Linked DNA regions of Homo sapiens: region 1 is linked to region 2. The links are chromatin loops, found by intact Hi-C in ENCODE. Cell type or tissue: PC-9. All regions are shown on one strand. Each heading gives the region's core, and the rest is flanking DNA. Links, peaks and the distances in the headings are about the cores only.

Region 1 (16,025 bases), core at 3,751-11,750, 150 kb after region 2:
GCTCAGATGTGTTCTGGATTATGTATTCCCTCTGTGTTTTATAAATGTTCTATTAAAATATGAGTTTCTGTGTAGGCTACGCTGGTTTCTTTTGATGCGTCTTAAGCTCTAGGGTCATTTAACTTTAGTGTAGGAAGAACTGAAGAGGGTATCCTGGCTGATTCTTCTGTTCTGAAGTCCTGCTGTTTGTTCCTCTAATAATATTTTTTTCAGGCACACTTCTTCAGCTGGTGCATCATAACTCTGGATTAGGTTCTAATCATTTGTTGCCTAGATTATTTCAGCAGGGTCACACTTCAGCTGGCTGCTTTCTTACTTTTACAGAGTTATTTCCCCAGTAACAAGCATATTTTATAAGCTGAAATAGAATCTTTTAACCTGATTCTTTTTGGAAAGCTTTCCTTTTCTTGTTTTTTTCTTTTCTTTCCGTTTCTTTTCTAAACATTGATCAACAGAGAAAACTGTAGGAATTCCATAAGATTAGATTCTTAATTTAAATCCATGGTTTATGCTTTGAATATTTTATCTCAAGCATTTTTGTGTATAAGATGGGTTTTGAACTATGTATCTTTTGTTAAACAACTATTTAATATTACTACATGAGATTTCAAATGCCTAGTATTTCAAAACTTAGGTTCTCCAAACGAGGAGAACCTAGGTACGTTTCTTTGACACCATCAACCTTCATCTTTTCTGTGCTATGTCCAGAGCATTCCTGCTGTATAGACACTTACAGATTTTGTATAATTGTATGTTCATTTTCACGTGTATAGATTTTACAGCTGTGTCTTTCATTTATTTAAGATCTGGACGTTGGTGGTTGGCTATGTGTTGACTGTTTCATTCAAGTGGAATGCAAGCACTGAACGCTACTTGAGAGCAGTTTCAATTCCTGTCTGGATTATATTGCTTTTTCATTTAGGTGGGTTCCTTCTTTTTTTTTTTTTTTTTTTTAAGTCTAGCCTAAGGTCAGCAGAGGCTGACTGTGTGAATGAAAGTGAATTTTTTGTAGTGTCATATGTTGCATTTAACATTCTTAATCTTTAGAAAATGTTATGCTTTAATCTTTCATTAAATTTTAATGAAAATGATGTGCTTTAAAATGTCTTTAATTATGTTCATTTTCCAAAAGGTCCTTTTAAAAGTCAATACATCTTAAAAAGTAGAGCACCCTTGGATTCTCATATCATTTCTGAGTGTCATACTTAGGGGAAGATATAGATAAGCAGTCAACGATAAGAGGTGCTCAGAGACATGTGTGAGAACCAGTTAAAGGAACTAGAGATGTTTACTCTGGATAAGAGGAGGGAACTGGGGCTCTAGGGTGGGAAGGAGATAGAGGTAAGGAGGATATAAGACATGAAAGCCTATTTCTAATATTTGAAGGACTGTCCTGTGAAAGAGTGCTTTAAACAGATCTCTGTAACCATGAGGGAGAGATGTCAGAGTTGTGAGTTAGCTTCAGAGAGACAAATCTCTTTTCCACATAAGGATGATTCATGTCAGAGCTGCTCAGAGTAATGGGTTCCCTGTTATGTTAGCTGGGTGGCTGCTCAGATGTTGATTTTTCAGCGTGGTACTTATGGTTGAGACTTTCATCTCCCAAGTTTGAGCCAATGGAAACACTAAGTTCTAATTTAACAACACAATTCAGTAACCCAGAGCAGCAGATAGCCTTAAAGTAGTTTCTAGAGCTACTACTTATTGTTAAAAATAAAATAAAAAACAGCTATGTCTCTGTCTTCGTTTGATGTCAAACAAAGCATTATTCTCTAGCTTTGTTGAGTTGGAATGATAGAGGAATTTATCTGCAAGAACCCGTATGTCAGATATGACTCATTTTGAACTCAGGGAAGGCAGAGGAGGGAGGCAGGCAGGCAGGGATGTTTTATGAGGTTCTAGGTGGACTCAGGGAAATGGTTATGGGTAGGGACCTGTTTCTTGGTGACTTGTGAACTTTTTTTTTTTTTTTTTTTGAGACAGAGTCTCACTCCATCGCCCAGGCTGGAGTGCAGTGGTGTGATCTTGGCTCACTGCAGCCTCCACCTCCTGGGTTCAAGCAATTCTCCTGTCTCAGCCCCCCAAGTAGCTGGGATTACAGGCATGTACCACCACGCCTGGCTAATTTTTTTTTTTTATTTTTATTTTTAGTGGAGATGGGATTTCACCATGCTGGCCAGGCTGGTCTCGAACTCCTGACCTCAAATTAGCCACCTGCCTCAGCCCCCCAAAGTGCTGGGATTACAGGTGTGAGCCACTGCGCCCAGCCAACTTGTAAACATTTTTGCATTATACACTGAGGAGGAGACATTGATGGTTTTGCTGTGCTCTTTTGGGCCATTCTCTTTCTTGGGAGAGAAAGTTCACGCCCGGTGGTATTTTCAAGAAACCAAGGCAGACTTTATGGCTTTGAGATCTATGCCTAATTCTGGTCATTCTGGGGTGAAGTAGATGGTTTGAGTTCGGGATGGTTTTAGACCTTTGGTATACGTTACAATAGACTCTCTTTAATAGAACCCCATTAAAGGTAGGCAGGCATGTACCCTATCCATTTGACCAGGGGCCTCTGAGAGCAGGGATGAACTTAATTTTGAGAAATCTTGAAGTTTATCTAATGGACTTAAATTTTTTTTTTTTTGCCTGATAAGTAATTCTGTAACTAATATATATACCAGATTGTTCTGTCAAACTACAAAACTGAGTTTTGTAAAAACAAGTACTAGGTTTTTATTTCACTAAAAATGTTAATTCTTAATAATTTGCAGCATCCCTGGCTGGCTCATGGAGAATTCCAGTATTCCTGGTTATTGTTTTCCTGATGTCTGTGGGTACCCTCTATGAAAAACAGAATGGAAAAGAGTCTTCTGGTAAGAAATAGGGCATTCTATTAATACTACTCTTTGAAGTATTTTGGAGAGTAGCTTTTTAAAAAATGCTATGATGAAACAGCTTTGAATCTATTTAAAAACCTATGATGGTTTCTGAGTGGAAAATAAATTGTTTAAAATATTTTAGGTTGTTAGACCATGATTTGTTTTGGTATTATTTTATTGAGGCATGTATAACTTAAAGTTAACCATAAGCCATTGTATTTTAATTTTATTAAAATATTTTATTTTTATAAAATAAAATATTTTTATTTTATTTTTTAGTGACAAGGTCTTGCTCTGTTTCCAGGCTGGAGTGCAGTGGCACAATCATAGCTCACTGTAACCTTGAACTCCTGGGCTCAGGGGTTTTCCAACCTTATCCTCCCAAGTAGCGAGGGCTACAGGTGCAGTAATCACGTAAAAATGGCCTACAGGCCGTGCGCAGTGGCTCACGTCTGTAATCCCAGCACTTTGGGAGGCTGAGGCAAGCGGATCACGAGGTCAGGAGTTCGAGACCAGCCTGGCCAATATGGTGAAACCCCGTCTCTACTAAAAATACAAAAATTAGCTGGGCATGGTTGGCATGTGCCTGTAGTCCCTGCTACTCGGGAGGCTGAGGCAGAAGAATTGCTTGAACCCAGGAGGTGGAGGTTGCAGTGAGAGCCGAGATCGCACCACTGCACTCCAGCCTGGCAACAGAGCGAGACTCCGTCTCAAAAAAAAAAACAGGCATACAATATGTCACAATGTTGTGCATCCATGACCTGTATCTAGTTCCAAGACATTTTCATTACCTCAGAAAGAAACCCTGTACATATATCAGTACTTCATTCCTTTTTATGGCTGAATAATATTCCATGGTAAGAGCACACCACATTTTGTTTATTTACTCATCAGTTGATGGATATTTGGGTTATTTCTACCATTTGTCTATTGTGAATAGTGCTGCTATGAACTTGTGTGCAAGTATTTATTTGAATACACGTTTTCAGTTCTTTGTTTACCTATGAGTAGAATTACTGGGTCGTATGGTAATTCTGTGTTTAATTTTTTAAGGAACTGCCAAACTGTTTTCCACAGCAGATGTACCATTCAGATTTCTACCAGCAGTGTATGAGGATTCTAATTTCTTTGCATCCTTGCCAACACCTATTATTTTCCACTTTTTGATAATGGCCAGTCCAGTGGGTGTGAAGTGGTATCTCATTATGGTTTTCATTTGCATTTCCGTAATGACTAATGATGTTGAGCATCTTTTCATTTGCTTTTTGGCCATTTGTTTCTCTTCTTTGGAGAAATGTCTATTCAAATTCTTTCCCCTTTAAAAAAAATTAAATTGTTTGCCTTTTTGTTGTTGCGTTTTAGGAATTCTTTACATATTCTAGATACTAGACCCTTATCAAATATATGATTTTTAAATATTCCATTGGTGGGTTGTATTTTTACTCTCTTGATAGTCTCTTTTGATGCAAAGAAATTTTTTTGATGAAGTCCAGTTTATCTACTTTTTCTTTTATTGCTTGTGTTTTTGATGTCATCTGACAAACAATTGCCAAATCCAAGGTCGTAAATACTTACCCTTAAGTTTCCTTTTAAGAATTTTATATTTTTATCTCTTATATTTAGGTCATTGATCCGTTTTGAAATAATTTTTGTAAATGATGTGAGGTAAGGATCCAACCTCATTCTTTTGCCTGTGTATATTCAGTTCTCCCAGCACTGTTGAAGATGGCCTTGGCACCCTTGTCAGAAATCAGTTGACCATATATATATGGGTTTATTTCTGCCCTTTCTGTTGTGTTTCACTGATCTATATGTCTCTCCTTAATGTCAGTTAACACATTCTTTTGATTACTGTAGTTTTGAAATTGAGAAGTGTGAGTTCTCCAACTTTGTTCTTCCTTTTCAAAATTGTTTTGACTATTTTGGGGTCCCTTGCATTTCCATATTTATGATCAGCTTTCCTGTTTTTACAAAAAAGCCTTTTGGGATTTTGATAGGGATTGCATTCAATCTAGAGATCACTTGTGGGCGGGGGGGAGCATTGCCATCTTTACAATATAAAAAGACAAAACCACAAAAACCTTACAATTTATGAGCGTGGGATGCATTTCCATTTATTTCGTTACTCTTTAATTTTTTAGTGTTTTTTTTAATTTTAAATTTTAATTTTTGTGGCTACATAGTAGGTGTATATATTTATGGGGTACATGGAATGTTTTGACACAGGCATGTAATGTGTAATAATCACATCAAGTAAAATGGGGTATCCATCCCCTCAAGTATTTATCCTTTGTTATAAATAATCCAATTATACTCTTAGTTATTTTAAAATATACAGTTAAATTATTGACTATAGTCACCCTGTTATGCTATCAAATACTAGGTCTTACTCTTTTTAATTTTTTTTTTCTGTTTTTGAGATGGAGTCTCGTTCTGTTGGCCGGGCTGGAGTGCAGTGGCATGATCTCAGCTCACTGCAGCCTCCACCTCCTGGGTTCAAGTGATTCTTCTGCCCCAGCCTCCCGAGTAGCTGGGATTCCAGGCACCCGCCATCATGCCTGGCTAATATTTGTATTGTTGTAGAGATGGGGTTTCACCATGTTGGCCAGGCTGGTCTCGAACTCCTGATCTCTGGTGGTCCGCCTGCCTTGGCCTCCCAAAGTGCTGAGATTACAGGCATGAGCCACCACGCCCTGTCCATTTTTTTAAACTTTTTGGTACCTATTAATAACCACTTCCAGCTTCCCCGTACCCTCTCACTATCCTTCCCAGCCTCTGGTAACCATCCTTCTGCTCTCTATCTCTGAGTTCAATTGTTTTGATTTTTAGATCCCACAAATAAGTGAGAACATGAGGTGTTTGTCTTTCTGTGCCTAGTTTGTCTCACTTAGCTTATATGGCCTGCAGTTCCATCCATGTTATTGCAAATGACAGGATCTCATTCTTTTTTTTTGGCGGAATAGTACTCCATTGTGTATAAGTACCACATGTTCTTTTTCCATTTATCTGTTGATGGACATTTAGGTTTCTTCCAAATTTTGGCTATTGTGAACAGTGCTGCAACAAACATGGGAGTCAGCAGTGTTTTGTAGTTTTCTTTGTATATGTCTTAGACCTTTAATTTATTCCTTATTCTTTTTGATACTATCATGTGGAATTGTTTTCTTAATTTTCCTTTTGGATGGTTTATTGCTGCTGGGTAGAAATACAACAGATTTTTTGCTTGTTGATCTTGTGTCCTGCAGCTTTGCTGAATTTATTAGCTTCAGTAGTTTCTTTGGTATATTCTTTAGGATTCTGCATATGTAAGTTCAGTCATCTGCAATAGGGATAGTTTGACTTCTTCCTTTCTAATTTGCATGCCTGTAATTTATTTTTCTTGCCTGATTGCTCTGGTTGGAATTTCTAGTACAAAGTTGAATAGACCATGTGCTTTTAAAGATTATTTTGAGGTACCCTGGCTGTGAGTGACCTATATCTGCAAATAGTTTGTTAAAGGTAGAGGTCTCTAATGAGTTGTAAGTGGGGAGGTTGTCAGGATATAGTAGTGGTCCTCAAATCATCAGATCAGACTTCTGGTTACCCAGCCGTGTGGAAGCAGCTGTGACTGGAGAGGTAAATCTGAACACAAAGCTTCTACAGTTGACCAATACTTTACTCCTTGCTTCTTTCTGATGGCGATAATAAACTCCAAGAGCAGATTACTAGCTGCAGTATGTTTTAAAAAGAATTAATTTCTCAGATAATATGTGTGTTGCAGTAAAGTTAGGAAATACAGAGAAACAAAAGGAAGAAACTAAAAATCACTCAAAATCTCACTGTCTACAGATTATACCAAAATGTTAACTAATAGTTGTTTTGCCTTTAGGCTTTTAAAAACACAAAAAAACTAGATCACAGTGAACATTCTGTTTTGTAACCCACATTTTAAACTTAATTATGTCATGAGGAACTTTCTGTGTCAATGAATACACTTATAGAGCATTATTTTTAACATCTTCATTTTATTCTCATCATGAGGCTGTTTGTGGTACTCTGGTGTATTTGTACAGGTACCTTGTAAAAGTTTTTAAAAATTAATTTGCTTTTTATTATTTTATTTGATAAATGAGTAATATCTAACAATTGTAAGCCATATTTTTATTTGTAAATATATATTTAGAATTTTAAAATTCCTGAAACAAAGTAACCATAACTATATATCTCTCTGACAGTGGAAAATAGGGAAGATTTTATTTTATTTTATTTTATATTTTGGTGTCTAAGTTTTCTTTGTTCAGCCTGTCTTCCTGGTTATAATCTGTTAGACTCTGTGGTTATATATCTGACTAGTGGAAGTAAATTTCCTGTTTTGGCAACTGCTGTAGAAAGCTTGGCAGTTTCGACTTGTTTTTCTGGTTAGTTTTATCTCCTTTGTTTTCTTTCACCTAATGGCAAGTGACTCAGACAGTTCTGCTTACCCTTTACCTCTTATGCCAGAATGGTTTCCCCTTTTGACTGCTTTTGTCCAGGGCCAAGTAAGTAATTGTTATAAGAATATAAGTAATGCAAGTCTAAACCAAAGGTTGTGGTTGGGTTTTCTCTACGGTGTAAATTCTAGTCATCTCATGACAGCAGCCTAGAAAACTGTAAGGGTAATAAGACTTCTAAGACCAATTTTTGAGCAAGGGGAAAAAGAAGACCATGGTCGATTATGAATACTAGCCATAAACTTAGAGTAGTGATGTGCTGATATGCAAGCCAGATTGCTGTTATTTGTATTACAGGCTATGACAAGGAAGGAAATCACAGACACACAGAATAAATGTTGAGTACAGATTTGGAAATCTTGGTTTTATTTATTTTGTTTAACTTTCATTTCAACCTGTGTCAAGATAGGTGATTATTGATCTAGAATCCCTTTCTGGACTTCTAGTCTAAATAATCCTCATCATAAAATAAATCTTTTAAGTGTTTCTTTTTCCTAAATTTCTGAGTATTTTTTTCTTCTTGCCCCTAAGAACATCGTTTCTTTTTAAGAATCAGAACTCAAACCATCTGGTGTGTAATGGGACAGCCCTTCTCTTGTACTTACAGTCAGTTTCCTGCTGTAGATGTCACTGTAATATAGGTAGGTACAGGAATGCTTTAGTATACTGCCACAACAGTGTGTGCATCGGCTCTTTCCTTGTCATTTCCAGTGTCCCGTTGTATCACTTGCTCTTGTTTTCCAGTCACTTGTGTGGGTATCTTTCTCTATGTCTTCTGAGCTTTGAAGGTTTTGTGCTGTGGTTCACTAGACTCACAGAATTAGTCCTGGATTTCATCAGAATTCAAAGCCTGAGTTTGGTTCCTAGACCCAGAGTACTCTTCTATTTATTTATTATTCTTATTTTATTTTGTTTTTAGAGACTAAGACTCGCTCTGTTGCCCAGGCTGGAGTGCAGTGGTGGTGTGACCATAGCTCACTGCAGCTTAACTCCTGGGCTCAAGCAGTGCTCCCACCTCCGCCTCAGAAAACTCTTCTTGTGGATCATTGCTGAGTTAGTTTCAGTGGTTGCTTCTGAACCCAAGGGTCTTACTCAGTGGTTTTCTCTTAGACCTGAGAAGTTCTAACATAGTATTTCCCAAAAGCTTAAGATAATAAGGGAAAAATATTTAAGTGCCTGTCATGAGCCAAGAACTTTCAAGTGCTTTTAAATGTGCTATCTTTTTAAATCCACAAGCAAACAAAACAGAACTCAAACAAATAAATCTTTGTAAGATAGATGGTATCTTCATTTACAGATGAAGATACTTCTAGAGATTAACTGACTAGCCTGCAGTCACACAGGTGACTAGTGGAGCTAAGATTTAAACTTAGGTCCTTGGCCAGGCATAATGGCTCATGCTATAATTCCAGCATTTTATGAGGCCAAGGCGGGAGGATTGCTTGAGCCCAGGAGTTCAAGACTAACCTTGCCTGGTCAAGATAGTGAGACCCTGTCTCTACAGAAAATAAATAAATACATAAAAATAAAATAAAATAAAAATTAGCTGGGTGTGGTAGTGTGCATCTATAGTCCCAGCTACTGGGAGGGTTGAAGATGGAGGATTGTTTGAGCCCAGGAGGTCAAGGCTGCAGTGAGTAGTAATCATGCCACTGTACTCCAGCCTGGGCTACAGAGGTGAGACCCTGTCTTAAAAGTAATAATAATGATAATAAATAAATAAACATAGGTTCTTGACCCTAAGCCCAGCGTTCTTTCCCCTCCCCAGGCTCTTTGAGTAAGTGTCAGTCATCCTGAAAAAGTATTGAGTACTCATCCTTCTTGCATCAGTTGTAGTTGTCAGCTCCTTCAGTTTTCCATATTGGTCCTGTTGACTTAACACAACTACATGACCTAGCTTCCTTGCCTCCTAGATCCCAGAAACCTTACTTAGTAGAAACCTTATGGCTTAGTCTGTTTTGTCCTGCTGTGACAGAGTAACACAGACTTGGAAACTTACAATGAACAGAAATTTATTGGCTCACAGTTCTGGAGGCTGAGAAGGCCAATGTCAAGGTGCTGGCATCTGGTGAGGATCTTCTTGCTGTATCATCACGTGGTACAAGGGCGAGCAAGAGATGGCTGGGGCTGAACTCACCCTTTTATAATGACATTAATCCTACCCATGAGGGCTGAGCCCTGATGGCCTAATCACCTCTTAAAGGTCCCACCTGTTAATACTGTGGTAACGGCAATTAAATTTAACATAAGTTTTGGAGCACAAACACTCAAACCATAGCACCTGGAATCCACGTTCAGTATGTTCCCTTGGCGTCTGAGGAAAGAGGTACACTAGCATTGTTATCTCCTATAAGTAAGGCTGTGTTAGACTCTTTAAAAATACTCTTAGTTTTTTTTAAGCAGTCTAGTGAGATTGGTGTTATGCTTATTTTACAAATGAAGAAACTTAGGCTCAGAGAGCCATTTTCTCTGAGTATAAGAAATTTCTTCAAAAGTTAGTGAAACAATCATCAGATATATCTATAATAGCCTGGATACCCAGCCTGAGAAGTACCAGCAAGTACAGCTGAGTGCTGTTCCTCCTGGCATTGGTAATTGTTTGTAAATGACTAGAAATGTCTTTGCAGAGATGAATCCTGATAGTTGCCTTACTTGTTTTGGGATAGCATGAGATATGAGTGAACAAGTTTGGTTCAGTCAAGCCCAAATTGGAAAAAGGGAGCAAACCAAATGTTTTACTGCTCCCCTCCCAGTCCCCACTTCTGATACTGCAAGTTAAACAGGCCTAGAGAAAAGTCTACTGGTCCATCTCCAGGCCCTTGTGACGTGATACTAGAAGCCATTGAGAGGGAGTTGTATTTTCCACATTAGTAATGGAAACAGAAGCCTTCTTCAAAGGGAACTTTGCAGGCTGGGGAGGTGTTATTTGGTATGCGGTGCCTGCTTCCAATAAGCATGTTTGGATGTATTTCTGGTAACTGCTGCTATCCCTGTGAAAAAGAATGGAGTGGATCAAGAAGTATCTCCTTATTTAGACTGGATTTAAAGTATATTTACCCATGCTTATTAAAAAAGTTAGTCTGCTCATCGTTGAGTTGTTGTATTAACAGACACTGTCTGACCTGTGGTCTCTTTCTTGTGTGCCGGACTCTGAGTTTCTGCCCCCTGGTGCTAGGCTGCTAATGTCAGTAGCATGCTTGTTTGGATTTGTGTAGATCCCTGTTATTTGGCTTCTGCTTAATGCTGGCCCTGTCTCTGGGTAGATTGATACCTGAAACCTTGGATGTTCTTTCCTTTTTTTTCTTTAGTCCTTGAGTCCCAAGATTATGTTCCCTTGTTTATGTGCCTATTTTTAGCTGTGGCTTTTAAATACAATACCATTCTAATACCACAACTTGGCCAAGATTCTCAGTCCTGGCATTGTTCTGTTCAGTTTATCATCTCCCTGCCTGGACTGTTGTTTTTTGTTTTTTTTTTTGGACTCTGATTCCAGGCCAATTCCTTGTGGTTTTTGAGGTGCTGAAGGGTATCATTGAGACAGAAGTCATTAAAATACAGATCTGTTGGATAAAAGCAGTTTGCCAAATCTTATATTCATAATTTTCAAATACTTTGTTTATTTTCTCTGTGTGCTACTCCTTTCATGCTTTTGTGAAGTCTGAGGTGCTCGAAAAATGTGCTGAGTCATTTGTGTATTAACTAGAAAAATAGTGCAGTTTCCATTGATGTAGCTAAGCTTTACTGCATATTTACTGCATATTTTAGTGCCATTAGCAAGTTGGAGAGTTATTCCTTAAGCCACAGTTTTGAAGATTTAATTGATTGGGTTTAGCTTTTTCTCGAATCTTTCAGTGCCTACTCTACAGATACAAGATATTTTGCTTAGCTCTGTGGAGAGATCTAAAAATGTCTACTAAGGGAAGATAGATGGCTATACTATAAAGTAGAAAGGGGAGGAGAGGTACAAAGAAATACTACAGAAGGGTTAGTGGCTTCTGCTTCTAGTTTATACTGTCGAAGCCAACAGATTGATATTGATGATGATGATAGCTAACATTTATTGAGTACTTCCTACATACCCAGCATTGTTCTAAACTTTATTTATTTATTTTTCAAGACGGAATCTCTCTCTGTCGCCCAGGCTAGTGCAGTGGTGCCATCTTGGCTCACTGAAGCCTCTGCCTCCCGGGTTCAAGTGATTCTTCTGCCTCAGCCTCCCAAGTAGCTGGGATTACAAGCATGCGCCACCATACCTGGCTAATTTTTTTGTATTTTTAATAGAGACGGGGTTTCACCATGTTGGCCAGGCAGGTCTGGAACTCCTGGCCTCAGGTGGTCTACCTGCCTTAGCCTCCCAAAGTGCTGGGATTACAGGTGTGAGCCACTGTGCCCAGCCAGCATTTTATATGTATTATTTCACTTCATTCTCAAATGAGATACGAATTTATGTAAGCCTCATTTTTACACATGAGGAGACTGGGACATCTCGACGTTAACTAACTTGCCTATAGCCATCTAAGTAGTAAGAATAGACCTGGGATTTGAACCTGGGGAGTCTTCTTTCCTCACCTGTGCTTCCAGCCACTGAATTGTGCTGCTTCCTCATAGCAAATGTGAGACCTTCTATGCCCTGGTCCCAACCTCCCTCTGCATTCTTACGCCACTCTGCTCTTCTCATTCACACTATCTTCCGGTCTTATTGAACTTCCTAGAGTTCTTTGAAGAGGGCACCTCTGCTTTTTCTTGCCTTTGTGTCTTCATATTTGTTTTTTTGTCTTCCTGAAACACTTTTCTACCCCTGCTCTCTAAGACACCAGTCTCTCAGGAGCTTCCTCTCCAAGATAGAACTGTTCTGTCTTCTTTATCTAGCTTACTTTTGTTAAAATGGATTTAAAGGATGGCATCTTTCAATATTCTTGTCAGACAGCTCCTTTGGAAACCCTTCCCAGACCTCCCTGCATGGATTTGATTTCCACGCTGCTCCCTAACAGTTTACACTTACTTTACATTAGCTCTTAAGTATCAGACTGAATTTGAGACCAGGGGCTTAGTCTCTTATATCAGCATATAGCCTAGTCGCCTATTTGGTGAATGAATGCTTAGTAGGCATTTAGAAATGTAAGATAAAATGCAGCTGAACTGAAAGTCCATTATTTGAAGAGCTATCCAATGATCTTGTTATTTTGCAAAAACCATCAAGGGACTTACTTTTCTTACAGTGTCTCAAGATGAGTAACCATTTAATTAAATTACTTTTGAAGAGGCCAGTTCAGTAATTAAAGACCCTTGACTAGTCTGTAATCTTATGTAAGAGAGAATTCTTAATTTTTAAAATTTTTGACCTGAAGGTCTTTGTTTTTGTTTTTCCTTTTTCTACTGTACTGTCCCAGGCCATTAGGTGTTCCCAAACTTTGCTCTTGAGTGGGGCCTAAGAGATCCCTCCTGGGTGTACTGCTGCAAAGCTAAGTCTTGCCCCATCTCTGGTGTAGGTCAGTTTGTTTGTGGAACTTTTTATTTTTGAGACAAAGTCTCACTCTGTCACCCAGGCAGAGTGCAGTGGTGTGATCTTGGCTTATTGGCATGATCTCAGCTCAATAATACGATCTCGGCTCACTGCAACCTCTGCCTCCTGGGTTCAAGCGATTCTCCTGCCTCAGCCTCTTGAGTAGCTGGGATTACAGGCGTGTGCCACCATGCCCAGCTAATTTTTGTGTTTTTAGTAGAGACGGGGTTTCGGCATGTTGGCGATGCTGGTCTCGAACTCCTGGCCTCAGGTAATCCGTCTGCCTTGGCCTCCCAGAGTGCTGGGATTACAGGCATGAGCCACTGCACCCAGCCTGTTTGTGGAACTTCTATCTGAAAGTCTAAAAATAACTCTAATATGCCAAGAATCTTCATCCAGCTCTGCTATATATTCTCTACCTAACCATAGTCTGGAAACCGGGATACCTTCGTCTCTTTGATTCCCTTCATTGCTTCCTCATCAAGTGTGGTCCGCTTTGACTCTTCTACGTCTCTTTAACACAGCCGCTTTTCCCTGTTTCCCCTGTTGTGGCTGTAGACCACACTGGCATCATGTCTTGCCTATAGTACTGCAACAACTTTTCTCCATACGTTATAGGTCCCCTCTAGTCTCTTTTTCTCCAGACAAGCAAGAATGGTCTTATATCTCAAATGGATTATTTATTTACAGGGTGGTGAGAGGGGTGAGAGGCAGTTGAGTGTGGTTATAAAAGGTCAACACGAGAGATCCTTATAGTGATGATGCTGTTCTGTATCTTGTGTCAGGGGAAACTGGACAAATTGTGGTACACTGGGATTATTTCTTGCAACTGCATATGAGTATACTTTTATCTCAATAAAATTTCAGTGAGAAGAAGACTACTATCCTGTTTGAAACTCTTCAGTGCGTTCTTCTTCCTCTTAGAATAAACACTAAAGTCCTTCATGTGGTGTTCTGTGATCTGCATCATCTGGCTTACCTCTCCAGCCTTGTTTATTTGATACCAGTTTCTTACTAGCTGTCTGTGTTCCAGACACACTGACCTTCTTTCACTGTCTTTAATATGCCGGGTTCTTCTCACAGCTTTCCTTCTGCCCAAGATATTGTTAGGATGTCACAAGATACCCAGCATTTCTTTTTATAGCAACCATAATTTCTATACACACGTTTATTTGTGTGGTTATTTAATTCATACCTTTACTATACTCCCTGGGGGCAGGGTCTGTGTCTTTATCCCCAGCACACAGTACATGTAAGAAATGAAAGACACTGTTTTTCTCTGTCAGCCCTTTCTGTCTTATTGGCATTTCAGGAGGACCTTGGATACACAGGCCAGGAGAGTAAGGTCCTAATCCAGAAATCTAACTTAGGCTTTCCTCTCAGACCATGAGTTTGAATTTCTCTCATATTGAGAGATACGATACCCTATCTAAAAATGAACTCTTTCAGGTCACAGGGGCATTTATTAGAGGAGGGACAGAGTATGACTGAGCAAGGTGAGTACTCTTATCCTGATGTCTGAATCTACCAAAGATCCACCTCAGGCTCTGGCTTGCTGCTATCTGGGAGAGGGCTAGCTTTGGATATTTGGGTATGTGGAGTTAATTAACTTGGAGCTGAAATTCATCGGCTTTCTGAAGGATCATGGCTCTTTTCATTGGGGTGACAGAATCCTATGTTGCCATACGGAGTCTTGGCCTACCAAAAGTAATGTCTCAGTTGTATGAGTGTGGGTGTATGATTTGGTGACTAGGAATTGCTAGTGTTCTTAGTTGTGAACAATAGAATCTACCCCAGGTAGTTTAAATAAATAGTAGGAGGTATTGGTTAGCATTTACAATTTTTGCACATGGAATTTCTGGAAAGACCAGACAATTAATCTTGGAATCTGACACAGGTGGAAGCAGTGCAATCAGGAGAAATGCTCAGTGACACTGAAGGACTGTTTGGGCAGAGGGCCACGGCTGCTGCTGCTCGCCGTGAAGTTAGAGATCAGACATCAGAACTTCTGCTAAGTTGCTGCGGAAAAACCATATGCCTTCCTGACTGACTGTGTTTGATACAAGAGCTCTGGCTTTCAAATTACAGTGTGCCACTTCAGGCTCTCAAGTCCTGCACAGGTGTACCTGCTTGGTAGAAACTGTGTCACATGTGAGACCTCGGCTGCAGGGGAATCCAAGAAATACAATTTTTTTAGCTCTCCAGTCTAGTGTGCAAGAAAGTGTGCTAGAACCCGATGCTATGTGAGCTATTCTTCCTTGTCTGCTATAGAAGGTTAAAGGTTGACAGACTTCCTTTGCCAGTGAATGTTTTACTTGAATTTAGTGCAAATGATTGAGCTTGGTACTACCTATTAGGAATTTAACATGGAAATATATAATGTGAAACAACGTCATGATGTTCCTTTAGATTTTCAAGTGGTGGATTTTGCCTGTACTGAGTTATGTAATTTATAAATCTATATGGTTTTGCATAATAGCCATATATTCGCATACTCATTTGTGGAATGTTGTTATGACCACCAATTGTGGATTATCTCGTACTAACATGAGACCTAGTCATACAACATAGCCTAAGACAGTCAGATCAGGGAGCTCACAGACTTGATGTGGTAGTGTTTTTCAATAGAAGTATGCATTAAAATCAACTTGTTAACAAATGTAAGTGTGGGACTCCAAGTTTACATGTGTAGTGTCTGCCACATCCACCAGCATTAAGTTCCCAAAGGAGGAAGGTATACAGAGAGTCAAGGGATTTGCTTTTTTAGCACACTTTCATGTCAATTCTTAATGGTTCTTCCTTGGTGAAGAACCACTTATTCAGTGGGTCAGTAGTAACCATTTTATTTTGTTGTTGTTGAAAATGTTGGACTGTGTTTAAATTTGCAGCCATTATTTCCTACTTTAAAGAGTTTTGAAAATGGATGCTTCTTTTACAGGGGCAGAGTTACCAGGGCAGGTTATCTCCATGGCAGCTTCTACTCTGGCAAACTTGGCCATCTCTATCACAGGGTATGAATCAAGCAGTGAAGACCAGCCCTCCACTCAGCCTGCAGGTGACTGATGTTCTGGTGACATTCAAGGTTATTCTGGAAAATGAAATGTACATAGAAAGTAAAATTCAGGACACCAGCATCACAAAATGCTACTTACTCCTGCTGATCCTTCATTTATTCTCTTT
Region 2 (16,025 bases), core at 4,253-12,252:
CCCTGGGTGGGAACAACAGTGGAGAGAAAGACAGTAATAACTAGGATGATGCTGTATCACCCAACAGGGAGGACATTAGAATGCTTCTAGGATTTTGAGTGTACATATGACTACCCAAGTGAGAGTTAAGTCTTCCCGAAAGGAGAGAGTTATACATTGGGGCGGGGGGCTGTGCTTTATAATGATGCAAAATGCCTTTGGACCTGGTTGCAGCAATAACTGAAATCATTCAATGTCTCCTATTTTCCTCCCTTTTATGAAACTTACAGCGGAGCTTGGGGAGTGCGAGCTTCCAGAACACACACCAGAGCTTGTGTCTGAGTTTCGGTTCATTCCAAATCAGACAGAAGCAATGGAATTTGATATCTTCCAGAGATGGAAAGAGTGCAGGTACCTTGATGCAACCGTCTAGCATTCTGATGTATCTATTTTGTCATAAATAAGTGTTGATCACACTCCTTTATCTACCAGTAGAATTGTTCTGTTGATGGCCATAAAACTGCAGCGCCAACTCTTCTCTCCTTGTGTCAGTCCTGTTTTTCCAAAGGCCCACATCTTGTCCTTTTTATTTTTGAGAGAGTCTCGCTCTGTTGCCCAGGCCAGAGTGCAGTGGCACTATGTTGGCTCACTGAATCCTCGACCTCCCAATGCTCAAGCAATCCTCCTGCCTCAGCCTCCCGAGCAGCTGGGATTATAGGCGTATACCACCATGCCTGGCTCATTTTTCTATTTTTTGCAGAGATGAGGTTTCACCACGTTGCCTAGGCTGGTCTCAAACTCCTGAGCTCAAGTGATTGTCCCACCTCAGCCTCCCAAAGTGTTGGGATTACAGGCAGGAGCCACCACACCTGGCCGTCTGTCTCTTAAGAGATGTGCAGCAAGAACCAAACCACACTCCTTTTCTCTCTCTGCAAACAGAGCCTGGTTCTGATTTGTTTATTGCGGATGGGGGAGCCACCACTGTCTTAGTGACACCCCAGGGCATCCCAGGCACTCTCACATACCTGCATCTCTGGGACCTCAGGGCCTGAACCTTCTGAAACAAGCCCTAAATTTAGAAATATACCCTGTTGTATAGGAACATACATATTTGAGACCGTGTGCTGTACAGTGTTACATTTCAGGAAGTGTGATCATCATACCTAAATCCAGCAGTGTCATTTATCCCCTTTGTTTTTTCCCTCCATTCCCCCTGCAGGCACCACTTTCATGCCTGGACTACCAACGCCACCCCTCACTCACGGGTTTCCTAGATGTTAACCTTTCCTCCCTCCCATCCCATCTTCCCCAAACACTGCCTCCTCCAGGTCACCCTTGGACTCTGGAGCTTAGCATGACTTTCTCTTATCCCTCAGTCATTCTGAAAAGCTCCTGTGACTATTTTAGTGGAAGGTGGCATTAGTCCATTCTCATTGTGTAACACTGAAACAACGTAAATGTCTGCGGGTATGGCACACCCCACCCACACACTTACACATCCACTCTCCTCCCTGCAGGAAGCCATCATTGGCAGCCTGTAGTCTTTTCCTTTTGCATTTACATATACAACTTGTTTTGTTGTTTCCTTAAGTGATCATATTGTAAGCACTGTTCTGTGATTTTGTTGTTGTTGTTGTTGAGATGGAGTTTCAGTCTTGTTGCCCAGGCTGGAGTGCAATGGCACGATCTTGGATCTTGGCTCACTGCAACCTCCGCCTCCCAGGTTTAAGTGATTCTCCTTCCTCAGCCTCCCAAGTAGCTGGGATTACAGGCATGTGCCACCACGCCCAGCGAATTCTGTATTTTTAGCAGAGATGGGGTTTCACCATGTTAGTCAGGCTGGTCTCGAACTCCTGACCTCAAGTGATCCACCAACCTTGGCCTCCCAAAGTGCTGGGATAACAGGCGTGAGTCACTGCGCCCAGCCTGTTCTGTGGTCTTTCTAGTCAATTAACAGTAAGGTCTTGGGAATCTTTTTGTATTACTATAATTTGGCATCCCTCATTGCTTTAATTGCTGCATAACGTTCCATAGTAAGGCCGTGCCCTTCAGAATCCTGTGGGCTTACGAGTCGCAGTTTACATGTATTTCCATTGGTTTTTCTAAGGGGAAAGAGCCCTGCCCAGGCGGAACTCTCCTATCTGAATAAAGCGAAGTGGCTGGAAATGTATGGGGTAGACATGCACGTTGTCAGGGTAAGAACTGTGTGCGTTTAAGTAATTTGGTTTTGCTGTTACTGAAAAATGTATGAACATTATGCAAACAAAATAACTTGTGGTGAGGAAACTGTTTTTGCATTTTGCATTCTGCTGTGTGACGACCTGTTAGAACCCTCTACCGATTGTCACTTCGTTTGTTTGTAGGGAAGAGATGGCTGTGAATATTCTCTTGGACTGACCCCGACAGGCATATTAATCTTTGAAGGAGCTAACAAAATAGGCTTATTCTTTTGGTAATTTAGTTTTGTCTAATATTAAAAATGTCTTTTCCTATTTTGTGGTGGAATTCTATGTGATGGATGATTATTGAGGGGTATCTGCAACACCCAGATTCATCCTCAGAGCACACGGTGCTGCTGTTGTGGGTCTGTGGCAGTTGCGCTGAAACTTCTGGATAATCACACTTGGATGAATGTTTTTATTTTTTTTTTAGTCTAAGCTTTAAAAGTAGAAAGGAAACTGCTATTTGATGTGTAGATAGTTTTACTGCAGATTGTGCTTTTAAAATGCTTTCTGTCTGACTAGGCCTAAAATTACCAAAATGGATTTTAAAAAGAGCAAATTGACACTCGTGGTGGTCGAGGATGATGATCAGGTAGGCCTGGCTCCCATTTCTTCCCCCTTGCTGTGAAAATCCTGTGTTGGGGTTGCAAACGCCCACTCGAGGCCCTTGTGCTTCCTCTTTAAGGGACGTGAGCAAGAGCACACGTTTGTGTTCCGGTTAGACAGTGCCAGGACCTGCAAACACCTTTGGAAGTGTGCAGTTGAGCACCACGCATTCTTCCGACTGCGGACGCCAGGAAACAGCAAATCCAATAGATCCGACTTTATCAGGCTGGGCTCTCGCTTCAGATTCAGGTAGGGAGCCATTTCTGCAACACGGATCACGTCTTCTGAAGGAGGGCAACTGTGATTTCTTTCTTGTATGCGAATAGAGTAGTGGATTTGAGTCCAGAAACTTAGGTTGTGTGTCCCATCCCCACGTTTCTTAAGGTGAGTAACTGAAGCTCTTTTGACCCCCACCTGGTCATTGATAAAATGGAACTAATAACAAAATTGTTAATAACTGACATTTAGTCAGAGCTGTGCTGTTCAATACAGTAGGCACTAGCCACACGTGGCAATTTAAGTTAATGAATATGAAATAAATTTTACAATGTAATTCTTCAGTATCGCTAGTCATATTTCAAGCGGCCAAGAAGCCACATGTGGCTAGTGGCTACCATATTAGACAATATAGACACAGGACACAGGATCATTTTGGAAAGTTCTGTTGGCCAGCACTGTGCCAGAACTGTTCACACACCCTTAATAAGGTAGGTTGATTAACCCCATTTTACAGATAAGGAAACCAGGGCCAGAGGCATTACGCTTAAAATCACACACAGCCAGTAAGTGGTAGAGCGGAGATTCAACCCTGTGAACTCTGGCTGTTAAATTTCTAACTGCTACTGTATTGCCTTTTGCATGCCAATGTCCAGAAATTTGGGGTAATTAAGAATGAGAGCAGATATCAATGTGTAACCCAAGGTAGGATGAGTAGATATTTGAATCTGAAAAGAGCCTGAAAACATCAAGAGCTTATTCTGATATATTTTTGCTTATCATCCTAAGACCATTTTTCTCAAAGTGTGTGAAAACTTTCTTGGTGTTTGTTAAAAATGAGGACAACAACCTCATCTGAGACCTTTGCAGTCAGAATCTGTGGGTATGCATGTGTGTGTATGTGTAAGGCCTGGCAGTACGCATTTAAAATGTGCTCCCAGGGTTTTTGAGGCCTATTTACATTTGAGAATCTCAGTTACGATATCTAAAACTTCACATGGTTTCATAACCTCTACCCACACATGGCACATCCCTGAACTCTATTTAAATGCCAAAAGATTTGCTCATTTCAAATGTTTCTACTGTGTGAGGAAATAGCTATGAACTTCTGTTTAAAGAATTATTTTGTTTTAAATGCTCCAAGGGGTCGGGGGCGGGGTGGGGGGAAGACCAAGCTCTTTTTGAGAAACAATCAAATCCCAGGGTCCTGTGGAGGATGCAGAGGTTACCGGAGACACTCCACAGAATGCTGGTGTCTACTCGGAGTGGAGTGAGGCGGGAAGGACAGTCAGGGCAGTTGCCAAGGCAGGCTTTTCTCTCCTGGGAGGAAACTGCCCCAGGCTTAGTCCCAGACCATGTTCCTTTCTGCTCCTCTGGAAGTGTAAGAAGGAAGGGAGTTTGGAGGAGAAGAGGTTGCCCTTAGAGGCACACAGAGCAGGTGACAAATGGTGACTAAGAGCAACTGGAATGAAGCAGTTGAGGAGTACATCAGACGAAACCAGCAACCTCCTGGAATCTGCAGCCGGGTGTCACGTTGGTTGAAACCCAAAAAGCCTTAGTGAAATCAGTAATGTTTGCCTTGGCATAGCAAAGAAAGCTGAGACCTAGTTAAGTGGGTATTGATAACAGTCTTCTAAAAGATGGGTTAAATGTCTATGCAGTGTGTTCTGTGAAAGGTTATTTTATGTGAAAATCAATGTTCTCTTAATGAGATGTATCAAACCTGCTTGGTTTGTGCAGCCAAGTGGCTGGTACCTAAATTGCAGGTTTTGCCCTTTGGTGGAAATATCTGCCCCTGGACTGTAGCCTGGACTTGGCAAAGGAGATTTTATTTCCAAATGGAAGGTTAAACTTTGTGTTTCTTTACCCAAGTGAGTTCAGGCTAAGTTGAAACGTACGTTGGAGCTCTTGGAAATAAAAGTGCACTTTCAAAAACAGGTAATGTACTGAGATTCTGATATTGATAACACACGAGAAAATATTTACTTCCCAGTGGGCGGACAGAATATCAAGCTACACATGGCTCCAGGTTACGAAGAACCAGCACCTTTGAGAGGAAGCCTAGTAAACGTTATCCATCCCGGAGACATTCAACGTTCAAAGGTTGTGTGTTTTTCATTCTTTCTTGGAATTTTACATTATGCTTGAGTCATTTAAGCCCTCGAGGAGCTTGGTCAAGCAGCTTATGAAGAAAGTACCCGCAGTTCTCCAGTCTGGAGCTTTTGGAAAAATAATCCCAGTGGTGTTCTTTTAACGGGACCTGGCCACTTCCGCCATCCCTCTGTCATTAGTGTTTGCCGTGGATGTGTTCATTTATTTCTCCCCTTTCTCCATATTTCTTTCCATGTGCCTCTTTGCTTCTTTTAGACCTGGGCTCAAGCCCCGGTACCTCAGGAATATCACAGGGAAACACCTTTCTTGCCTATAGAAGATACTGTATCTCCATCATCTTGCAATTTTAAGTGTGGACATCAGGCCCATGCTAACTGGAATTCTGACCACGTACAAGTACATGAAGAACTTTTAGATATTCGGCTCAAGTCCCACAGTCAGTCCAAACTTTCCTCACCCTTAAATTTAGCCAGGCCCTAGAATGCCTGCCCCCTTCCCCTTTCCAAACCCCTTCAACCTTGTCCATCAGTTACAGCTGGGGCCTCATACCTGTATGAGGCCCGGAACACAGTACAACTCAGTCAGTGAATGAGCAAGCCAGGCTCATTTCTGTTGGATCCCAGCCTCCAGATCCCATCTTGTAGCTCTTCTTTCTCTACACTAGGTTGCTCCCCGACTTAGGACGCCCAGTTTGTACTCAGTGTTTGCTCTTTTATGGCAGAGCCTCTGCACTCCCAGCCTCCTGGCCCCTTCTGTACATGATTTCCTTGTGGCCACTCCATGCATTTTTCTTGGCTCAGGACTTAGTGGGCCTCCATGGGACTTGGTACCTCTACTTGTTCCCTTCTGGAATCTGTAACTTTGTGTTCCCCACCATTCTTTCCTTTATGAACCGATGGTGCAACAGCATGACTACCTGAAATTCTTAGTCACTCCCAGCTGCTTTAGTGGAGGGAAAATGCCCACAGCACAGGAAATAGTCCTGCCCTTCGAGAGAGGCCAGGGGATGGGAGCGTGTCCAGAGAAGGGCGATGGGTTGATGAAGGGTGGCCACAGCGCCCGGGAGGAAGGGGCCAGAACGCTCTCTGTTCTGTTCCATGAGGAGGATTATGCTGGTGTGTGTAGTCCACTGGTTCAGAGTTGTCCAGAAATAGCTCAGTGTAAGGAACAATTTTCCAAAGATCAAAAGAGCTGTCTCAAGATAGCAGTGCGTTCCCAGCCCCTACAGGTGTATACAGCACAAAGGGAGGGACCCCCTGGTGTGGCTGTCACAGAGGGAAGTGGACGTCCTGTGGTTTGACCCCACCAGATGGCTTTAGAGATCTGGGCCCCAGGGTCTGTGATTCTTTTCCCCCTCCCTCTTTTCTCTCCCTTATTTCACTGACTTTTTTCCAGCCAGAGTTCTAGCATCTTCTTTGTCAAGCTTTTAATGATTTTCCCTGCCACATCTATCCTTTTAAAAACAAAATGGAGTGTAAGCGGCTAAGCTGTACCTCATTCCCAGGGCTCTGTCCATGCAGGCCCTCACGGCGTCCCCGAGGCCCCTCAGTCCAGACCCATGCTTATATTGCATCCCTGATCACCGTGTGCTGTTTTCCCTTTTACCCACTTCTCTGTATCTGCCTTTCTCTGTCTCTAGACAGGGAACTTCTTGAGAGCAGAGACTGTGTCTCTTTGTCCCTGCCTCCCAGAGCGCCCAGCCCTGGGAACCTGCTGAGTGGATGGTTGCTGAGTGAATCAGAGGGAGGGGTAGTTTACTCTCCCTGAGGAAAGGAGAAGTAGCCACCATGCAGTTCTGCCTGGGTTGGAGTTGGAAAGGCTCTGTGATGGTAGAAGTCTCGCATGGCCATTATCTGTCATTGCATGGTGAAAGCGATAAAGTTCTCTAAGATGTCATAACTTTCTGTTTTTCCTTTATAGCAAGCAACCCAGTGATAGCAGCCCAGCTCTGGTGAGTGTCCTTGAGCTCTAGAGCACAGCTCTCCTCTCTAAGGATCGTATTTATTTGCAATGTTGACTTTTTCCTTACTACAGTGAAATCAGGAAGTGTGTCATCTGGTAATTTTTTTCCCCTTTTTCTGCTGCCTGGCTATTCCATGCTCATGGCTTTCAATAAGTACACAATATAATGTTCCAAGACAGTTTGGTTTTTTTGGCAAACACAGCTGCTTTGTTTGAGTAGCTGTGTGCTTTGTTTATGATAACAGTGGGTGGGAAAGGTAGAGGCCTGTGCGCAGCACACTGTGCTCATGGCGTGGCAGGCAGTGCTGGGAGAGGAAGGCCTTGCTCGCGAGCAAAAGCTGGACGAGAGCAGATGCTAGATTTGCTCAGTGACGTGCAGGTTTTACATCATAGAAGACATTAAACACCTTTACTGAAATTCCTGCAGGAAAATGAACTTATCACAAGAGTGAAAATTGCCAGCACAGGATTCAGCAAACATTTTCTGTAAAGGGCCACATAGTCCATGTTTGAGACTTTGCAGGCTCTGCTGTGTCTTTCACAGCTACTCACCTCTGCTGTTGTAGCTAGAGAGCCGCTGTGGAAAATATGTAAATGAGCGAACGTGACTGCATTCCAATAAAACTTTACTTATAAATATCAGTGGACCAGATTTGGCCCAAGGGGTATAGTTTTTGCAGGCCTCTTCCCTGGCACAGGTGTCCAGGGTCTTGCCTGTATAGTAGAATGATCTGGTGAGCATAATTATCTGAAACATCCTCCGCAGCCACACCCCAGGCGCATTGAATCAGTCTCTCAGGGTGGGACCCATATAGCTTGTTTTTAAAGCTGCCCAGGTGAGTCTGCCCGGCATATACCGCTCTTGCTCTCTCTGAAACAACTGCCTGTCTTATGTGAGTTTTGGCTTGTTGAGTAGACAAGCTGTCATGTGAGAGAACCACAGACTTGCATTGTTTGGACCTTTGGTCTGAACTGCAGCCGCTGGTAGGTAGGCCAGGTTCATTAGGCTCTCAGTCATCCCAGGCGCAGGTCTCAAGGCGGCTGAGAGGGTGGTCTTTGAGATGGGCACAGCTTGACTGTGCCATGCACTATCAGTCAGGACAGTTGGCAAAACGTGGCACGGGGTGGAGCGGGTTGCAGATACCCCGGTGAGCGAGGAGAGCCCTGGCTGAGGCATCAGGAACCCTCCCTCCAGGTACCAGCTGTGTTCTAACCCAGCTCTGGAGACTTAGGCCTTCCTACTTCTGGGCCTCCGTTTTCTTTTTTGCAAATCAGGAGGTTGGGCTAGATCAGTGTTTTTCCAAACTCTTTTACCCTCTGATTTTCACCCTCTAGAAGAAACCTGATGTCAAAGCCCAAAATACAGAACAGACAAATGTGGAGGTCCTCCGGATGAAGCCGAGTGGGGAGGGAGAGGCCAGTTCCTGCCTGCTCTTCTGCCACTCCTCCCACCCCGTAGCTCCAGGGCACCTTCAAGGAACCCAGGGTTCTAGAGAACACAGCTGGTCCCTCATATTACACAGCTGGAAACTCAACCTCGCATCTCTGATTCCAAATCCTACTTTCAGCGTCATTCTGCCTTTTGTCTCTGGGTTTTGTTCTCAGCATCTGATGAAGGGGCTCAGGGGTCCTGTTGAACTGCTCTGTGTCGCCCCCTGCCCCGGAGGGTGGGAGGAGGTTGCAGTATTCTGGATGGGTTAGTTGTAGGTCCCTAGATTCACCCCATTTTTAGGATCCTTCTGGCAGATAGTATGCCAAATGGTATCTGTACCTTTCTTAGCTTGTCGGGGTGTCTTGCTTTTAATTCTCTGGGGCTTGTAAGTTACAGCCCCAATTTCTTTACTTTGCTCTCTAAGGTAGTGATTGTTTTGCTTGTTTCTCCCTAATAAAATTACATTTTCCTCCCAGCATCTAGTGGAGATTATATATTGGGAACCAAAACAAACTAAAAAAAAAAAAAAAATTCTGCCCAAAAAAAAAAGCCCTGATAAATATACCCTTTAGGAACAAATGAGCTAATAACTGCTGTTCGCAGCTGTTCAATTGCTCTTCACAGCCTGTGGGATCCCAGGGTGAGTAGGATTGCTGTGGGAGCCGTGGATGAAATTGTGCTCTGGGCTCCAGAGGTACTACTAGAAAAATAGCACCTTGCGGAACGCTTAACTTACCTGATGAAGTCCAGCCAGAGGTGATCTGGTTCAGAGCCTAGCTCTGTGTACTGGTCCTCCCTGAAAACCAGAACACAGAGCCATTTAGACCCCAAGCAAGACTTATAACAATGATCTGTTTGCCTCTCAGTGTTGGAGAAGCCAGCAATAACACTTGATTTCAAGCACACCTCCTGGCAATAATGATTGCCTGCTCTGTCCATATATATACATATATATATATATATATTTTTTTTTTTTTTTGAGATGGAGTCTCGCTCTGTCGCCCAGGCTAGAGTGCAGTGGCGCAGTCTCGGCTCACTGCCAGCTCTGCCTCCCGGGTTCACGCCGTTCTCCTGCCTCAGCCTCCCGAGTAGCTGGGACTACAGGTGCCCGCCACCACGCCCGGCTAATTTTTTGTATTTTTAGTAGAGACGAGGTTCCACCGTATTAGCCAGGATGGTCTCGATCTCCTGACCTCGTGATCAACCCTCCTCAGCCTCCCAAAGTGCTGGGATTACAGGTGTGAGCTACCACGCCCGGCCTATATATATATATTTAGCATTTAAGATCTCATCAGCCAAGCACAGTGGCTCATGCCTATAATCCCAACACTTTGGGAGGTTGAGGCTGGAGGATTGCTTGAGCCCAGGAGTTCAGGACCAGCCCGGGCAACATGTGAGATCTCATCTCTTAAAACAAACAAAAAGATTCCATCGAAATAGGATCATGATGAGGAGCCCTGAGCCTTTTCTCAGTCCCTCTAAGAGCCAAGTTGGTTTAGCAGAAAGAAGACAGGCTTTAGGATTCTGCAGATGTTGATTCTAGCCCTGGCTCCCACTGACCAGCCAGGCGACCCTGAGCAGGTTTCCCAACTCTCTGTTAGGCAACTGTTCCTTTATCTGTAAAACGAGGTGGTCACATTTGTTGACCTCATAGCCTTGTCGTGTGGATTAAATAATAACAGATGTGAAGTTCCCAGTACAGAGTCTTGTCTGGAGAGAACATTCCAAAGTGGTGGCCAGATTATTGACAGTGGTTTTAATAGCAAGGGGACCCACATGTGGCTCCCACCACAGTACCCAGTGGGAGATGCTCAGGAGGGATCGGTGCCTCCCCCTGCCGTGGGAAGAGGCTCTGCGCATCACTGGAGCTTCTGGTGCCGGTGCTGTGAGGTCTCCCAGCAATGCCAGGGCAGGCCTGAAATGGGAGTAAAATTACTTGGTTTGCCCAACTGAAACAGGACCTCATTTTTGTCACCAAAATATGACATTGAGACTGCATTCTGGAATATTTCCTACTGTTTCTGTTTGTGAGCTCTAAAAGGACAAGTGAAAGTTGCTGTCTGGGGTTTTCCTTGTTATATGTTCATTTTAAACAGCCAATAACCAAAAAAAAGTCATTATGTGGAAGTTCCTATTAGAGTATGTAGCACATAGGAATAGTTCATGATTGTTAAATAAATCATTAATAATGCCACTCTACAACCTATTTTTCTTTTTTTTTCTGTTTTTTGTTTGTTTGTTTGTTTAGCTCTAAAACAAATCCAGAAGTCCATAATTACCAGGTAAGATACTGCTTTTAAAGGTTTTCTTTAAAGAAGGAAAATTTTAAAAATAAAATTTAAAAAAAGGTTTTTGTAAAGTTTCTAAATTTTCCATAATGAGCAGTCATCATATTTGTAATCAGATTTTGAGAAAATAATAACAATATTTGTTTTTTTGAGAAAATGGTAAGAGAAGAGCCCTTTCCTTCTGACCCCTGCCACTTCTTGGCCATCTGAACTGCCTGTTTTTCTTAACCTTGTCAACTGGCAAGCATCAGGGACATATGTTTAAGTTTCTGGGTGGCCACACACAGCCCCTTAGTGGCATTCAAGTGAGGCAGCTTTTGGTCAAAGTGTGTTTTAGGCCTAGGGAACATGAGTCCCTTGAGATGGGCTTCCAGGAAAGGATGTTTTGGTCAAATGTTTGGGAAATGTCACATCTTTCATTCCCCTTCTTGGATTTTACAGTGTCCACTGAGGTATAAAAGTACTGAGAAATCCTGCAAGAAAGACATGTTTTATTTTTTTAAATGTATTGTTTCCCCAAATTATTTGCGAATTGCTCCCCTCTCACGCCCCTGATTAAAAAAAAAAAAAAAAAAACTAGTCTTGAGCTGGCACGGTGGTGTACATCTGTAGTGCCAGCTATTTGGGGGAGCTAAGGCGAGAGGATCACTTGAGCCCAGGAATTCAAGGCTGCAGTGAGCTATTATCATGAATACCACTGCACTTCAGCCCAGACGACACAGTGGGAACTCATCTATTTAAAAAGACAAACACTAGCCTCAGCCCCTTCATATCTTTTTTAAAAAAACGCTAGCCTCAACCCCTACCATTTTTTGGTAGTGGTGAACTCATTAACACGAATAGATACATGGTTTCTAGAACCTGCTTTGTAAAGCACTGTGCTAGGTGATGTGCTAGGCCCATTGCCTGCAGGAAGGAGCACAGGTACGTTTCTATGGCTGGCGTCTTGCTGTTTCTCAGGACGGCCAACCAGGGCCTGTGCCGCCTGCCAGCTCACCCATGCCTGGTAACATGGAAGGTGTGGTTTACAGCTCAGCCTGGATCAAGCACATTCTTCCTAAGCCACTGTGGGTGGCTCTCTCTCTGGCCATTCACAGCCTTGTACCACCTGGTTCCAACTTCTCTATTTATTTCTCACCACTCCCATCACGCTCCATATGTTCAACTCACAGGGAATTGCATAATTGTTGCCCCATAATTTCTTCCCACCATTCTTTGCCCGTGTTTGTCTGCCTGGAATTCCTTTGCTTCCTATCAGTATATTAAAGTATCTCTCAAAGACCAACTCAGAGTTGGCCACAGTGGCTCATGCGTGTAATCCCAGCACGTTGGGAAGCCAAGGCAAGAGGATCACTTGAGCCCAAGAATTCAAGACCGGTCTGGGCAACATAGTGAGACCCCATCTCTATTTTTAAATAATCCTGGGTTCAAGTGATTCTCTTGCCTCAGCCTCCCAAGTATCTGGGGTTATAGGTGTATGCCACCACGCCCGGCTAATTTTTACATTTTTAATAGAGACAAAGTTTCACCATGTTGGCCACGCTGGTCTCAAACTCCTGACCTCAAGTGATCTGCTCGCCTCAGCCTCCCAAAGTGCTGGGTTTACAGGTGTGAGCCACCGTGCCCGGCCAGGGTTCTTGAATCTTGTTATTCACTGATTGTTTTTTGTTAAGGGGTTTTCAGGTGTGAGTAACTGAAAAGTTGTAGAGACAGGTAATTGATAGGTGATCAGTGCTTGAAGGAGAGAAAAATTTTAGAAAAGCAAAGCAGCTGAGCACTGCCTGTGCCCTCTCCGCATAGCCTGTAGTGTGTTCTCACTGTGCGTTTTCTGCTTAGAGTGAACATGAGGCGATTGTTGAAATCAGATCTACTGAAACTCATCTAGGCATTGTTATCGCAACATCATTGGCAACCACGGGTCCTTTGGACCTTGCCAATCTTAGAGGTCTTGTGTTCTATCAAGGGTTGGGAATAAATTGACCGGGAAGAGAACGTCCTGAGAAGTGGCCTGATTGGCATGTGAATACCGTGAAGGGTATTTGAGAGGATGGTGTTGCAGCATTTATCTTATTTCAAGCACTGCAAGGTCAGCCAGCTGCAAAGGATGGATCTCTGTGTTCTCAATGAGGACGCTGTTGGCATTTGGGGAGGGAGAGTTCTTCATTGTTTGGGACTGTCCCTGGAATTGCAGGATGATTAGCTTCCCTTTTCTCTCTTACTATGACAAGCAAACATGCACACAGTCATTTCCCATTGTCCTCCAAGGGATATGAGTGTACCAGTTGAGAACCAGCTGGGTTAACACTAAAATACTCCTTGACAGTTGAGAATGTGAATAAATTGCCAGAGGAGACCAAGGAAGTTTCCAAAATCTTTTTCCAGGTCTGTGGCTAAGGTTCCCACCTCTCTCTCTGATGAATCTGATTTGGTTGTGTTTAAAGCCAGAGGAAAACATAGAGGGTCCAGTTCTAGGTCAGCCTTTCTCTATTGTTGAACAGCCAATGAATGGAACCTCATTCTGGGCCTGTCTATGTGATCAAAACACCTGGAACAGTTAGACTCTGGGCAAATCATCTAAACTCTGTGGGTTTCTGTAGCCCCTAAAGGAGAAATATGCAGAGATTGCAGCAGGGAGATGCTAAAGCCCTGGTCAGCTCCCAGATCCTGCTACTGAGGTATTTTCTCCAGATTCCTTTTCCTGCAGCATGTCCTTCCGGGGGCTGCAGAGTCTGCTTGCTGACAGGCGTCTTTGAAGGAGAAAGGAAAGGCTGCTTGAATACAGAACAGGCAGGGAGGGCATCTCAGGTCCATGAAAATGGAACGAACAGAACTGCTGAGATTCTCTGTGCCAGAGAGCAGGCCACTGCTTACTAAGCAAAGTATCCTGAGAAGGAGGGGAAGAAATAATTAAAAGAGTAACAGTGGCAAGACTGTAGTGACTTAAATGTCAGGAGGGCCTAATTTGCCCCTTAGGAGATTGAGCCTTGAGAAGCCCCTGACTTCTGCTGATGTCTAGGACCACTGCCCTCTGCAGGCCAGAAGTGGAAAGGCAGGCTGCTACCTAGCCGGCTAGGGCTGCACCTCAGTCCGTTTGTGAGTACAGGGTCTGTGTTCTCTTCTTAAAATGGACAACTTCCTTCAAAATTAGCGGGGTGTGGTGGCACGTGCCTGTAATCCCAGCTACCCAGGAGACTGAGGCAGGAGAATCGCTTGAACCCAGGAGGTAGAGGTTGCCAAGATACTGCCATTGCACTCCAGCCTGGGTGACAGAGTGAGACTCTGTAAAAAAAAAAAAAAAAAAAAAAAAAAAAAAAAGACAACCTTCAACCTCCTTCCTTCTCTTCTTTCTCTTTCTTCCTTCCCTTCCCTTCTTTTTCTTTCTTCTCTCTTTCCCTACCTGCCTTCCTTCCCTCCCTCCCCTCATCCCTTCTTCTCAAACTCTCTCCCTCCCTCCTGTTTTATCAGGATGATAAGCGCTCTGGATGGTTTTGTTTGTTTTGGTATTTTGTTTTGGATTGCATTTTAGAAGATTATTTTTATTGCATAAACCAGAGAGAAAGAAAAAACCTTCACCCACGGCCCTGCTGCTTCACTTAGCATCCCTGTCCAGTCCTTGTCTGTGTGCAGATGTAACTGTTCCACATGGTCATTGTCATTTTCAGCAATGACAAAAATTGTTTCTGAAGAGAGAAGTTGCCTCCCACTCTCCCCATCTCTCTGACACCTTCCGCCTCTTCCCTTGGGAAGATGAATACAGCTTGTCTCTGGTACTCCGGACGACCCCCTTCAAGGCCGGTGTTGTCACCTTCTAAGGGCAGCTTCCCAGCCCCTTCACAGGGAGCCGCCTCTGGAGAGGGCAAGAACCGGCACTGGGTGCCAGCCCCCAGCCTTTGTCAGAGGGGGAAACGTGATCGTCCTGGGAAACATCCACCCCCTAGCCAGGGTCTATAGCCTTTCCATTCTTAGTCCCCCAGCCCCTCGGGTGGATGCCAGGAACAGACAAAGCGAATGAGGACCATTGAAATTAAAAGGTCATCAAATAATCAAGTTTGGTGTTTTATTTCTAGCCTCAATATCATCCTAATATCCATCCCAGCCAGCCCCGGTGGCATCCTCACTCTCCAAATGTCAGGTAAGTGCTGGTGCTTCCAGAGCTGCACCTTCGAAAGCTTTCCTTTCTCTAGAAAAGTTCAGATTCTGCTTAGTTAGGAGTAGAAAGTCTGCATCAGAAATAACCCTTAAGGGATGCATTGTCATGGCCGAGATGAATAAATTTTCAAAGCAAAGGTAGCCAGTGATGTGTGTGGATGTATCAAAGGTATGCTTTGTGAAATAAAAAATGAATTGATTTTTTAAAATCATTCTGATCTCATATATTCTTGGTTTTTAGTTTTGTGTTCAAGATGTTACTGAAAATTTCTAAGTAACATTTTTCTGTCCTGAGAATTTGTTTACTTTAAATGTGATGAAAGCTTGGGGATTTTGTTGTCATGGGGTTTTTTTTTTTTTAAGGATTTTTTTTTTTTTTTTTTTTTTTGCGGGGGTGGGCTGGGGGAATGAGTTTGCTTTTTGTGGCAATAGATATTTTTTCCCTAAACTGAGGGGTCAATAAACTTTTTCTGTAAAGGATCAGACAGTCAATATATTCTGCTTTGTGGTCGCTGTCACAACTCCTTAACTCTGCCATTGTACTTTGAAAACAGCCCTAGACAATCCATAAATGAGAGGCTATGGCTGTGCTTCAATGAAACTGATTTAGAAAAACAGTGGGATTGGGCCGAGGGCTGCCATTTACCAACCTTGGCCCCAACCTACCATAATCCTTTCTAAGCCAACTGGCATCTGCTGGACTGTGTTTATAGTTAGGCTTGACAGGTTTTTTGTTTTTTTTTTTTTTTTTTTAAGGCTAGCTTTGTGAAAGCAAATGTTCCTTTTAAGATTTGAATTTTAGATCAGTCTTAATTGGTGTTTATGTGTGAAGCTATTTCAGAAACATAGTTGGCAAGTTCAGTTTGCATAAAGGTGAGGTTGCTAGCCTTTCTCTGAGAAAGTATGGAGAATAAAATGCTGGAAATAAACCCACTTAGAGCAAGGCCAAAAAAAAGTTTGTTGGGGAATTTTGTAACCCCAAAGCGTGATTGTTTATAAACACTTGGTAGTCACTTAACTTTTTAAAGCAGATTAGGTTAGTGGAGTAATAATTCTAAA

The links. Peaks named below come from ENCODE experiments on the same cell type or tissue, not always from the same donor. Only the 100,000 strongest peaks of a DNase experiment are listed, where the experiment ranks them.
Region 1: a loop joins it to region 2, with 2.2 times the contacts of the local background. A loop is called at or near these places in 3 of 110 quality-filtered maps.

What each region holds. Positions count from the first base shown.
Region 1 is chr9:109,093,350-109,109,374 of GRCh38, reverse strand. It overlaps TMEM245 (transmembrane protein 245), which reads left to right. Exons shown (of 18, transcript NM_032012.4): 2 at 805-922; 3 at 2,766-2,867; 4 at 15,784-15,900. Among named protein-coding and RNA genes, the nearest start is that of TMEM245, 19 kb to the left of the region's middle. In PC-9, for the core only: a CTCF peak has its summit at 10,487 (motif pointing left); DNase peaks (open chromatin) are centred at 7,284 and 10,924; H3K4me3 peaks cover 2,859 bases; H3K27ac peaks cover 5,963 bases.
Region 2 is chr9:109,242,542-109,258,566 of GRCh38, reverse strand. It overlaps EPB41L4B (erythrocyte membrane protein band 4.1 like 4B), which reads left to right. Exons shown (of 26, transcript NM_019114.5): 7 at 270-390; 8 at 2,087-2,174; 9 at 2,343-2,431; 10 at 2,724-2,793; 11 at 2,887-3,056; 12 at 5,017-5,126; 13 at 7,056-7,086; 14 at 10,778-10,811; 15 at 14,885-14,949. Among named protein-coding and RNA genes, the nearest start is that of EPB41L4B, 71 kb to the left of the region's middle. In PC-9, for the core only: a CTCF peak has its summit at 8,851; DNase peaks (open chromatin) are centred at 4,476, 6,856 and 7,206; H3K4me3 peaks cover 1,736 bases; H3K27ac peaks cover 5,634 bases.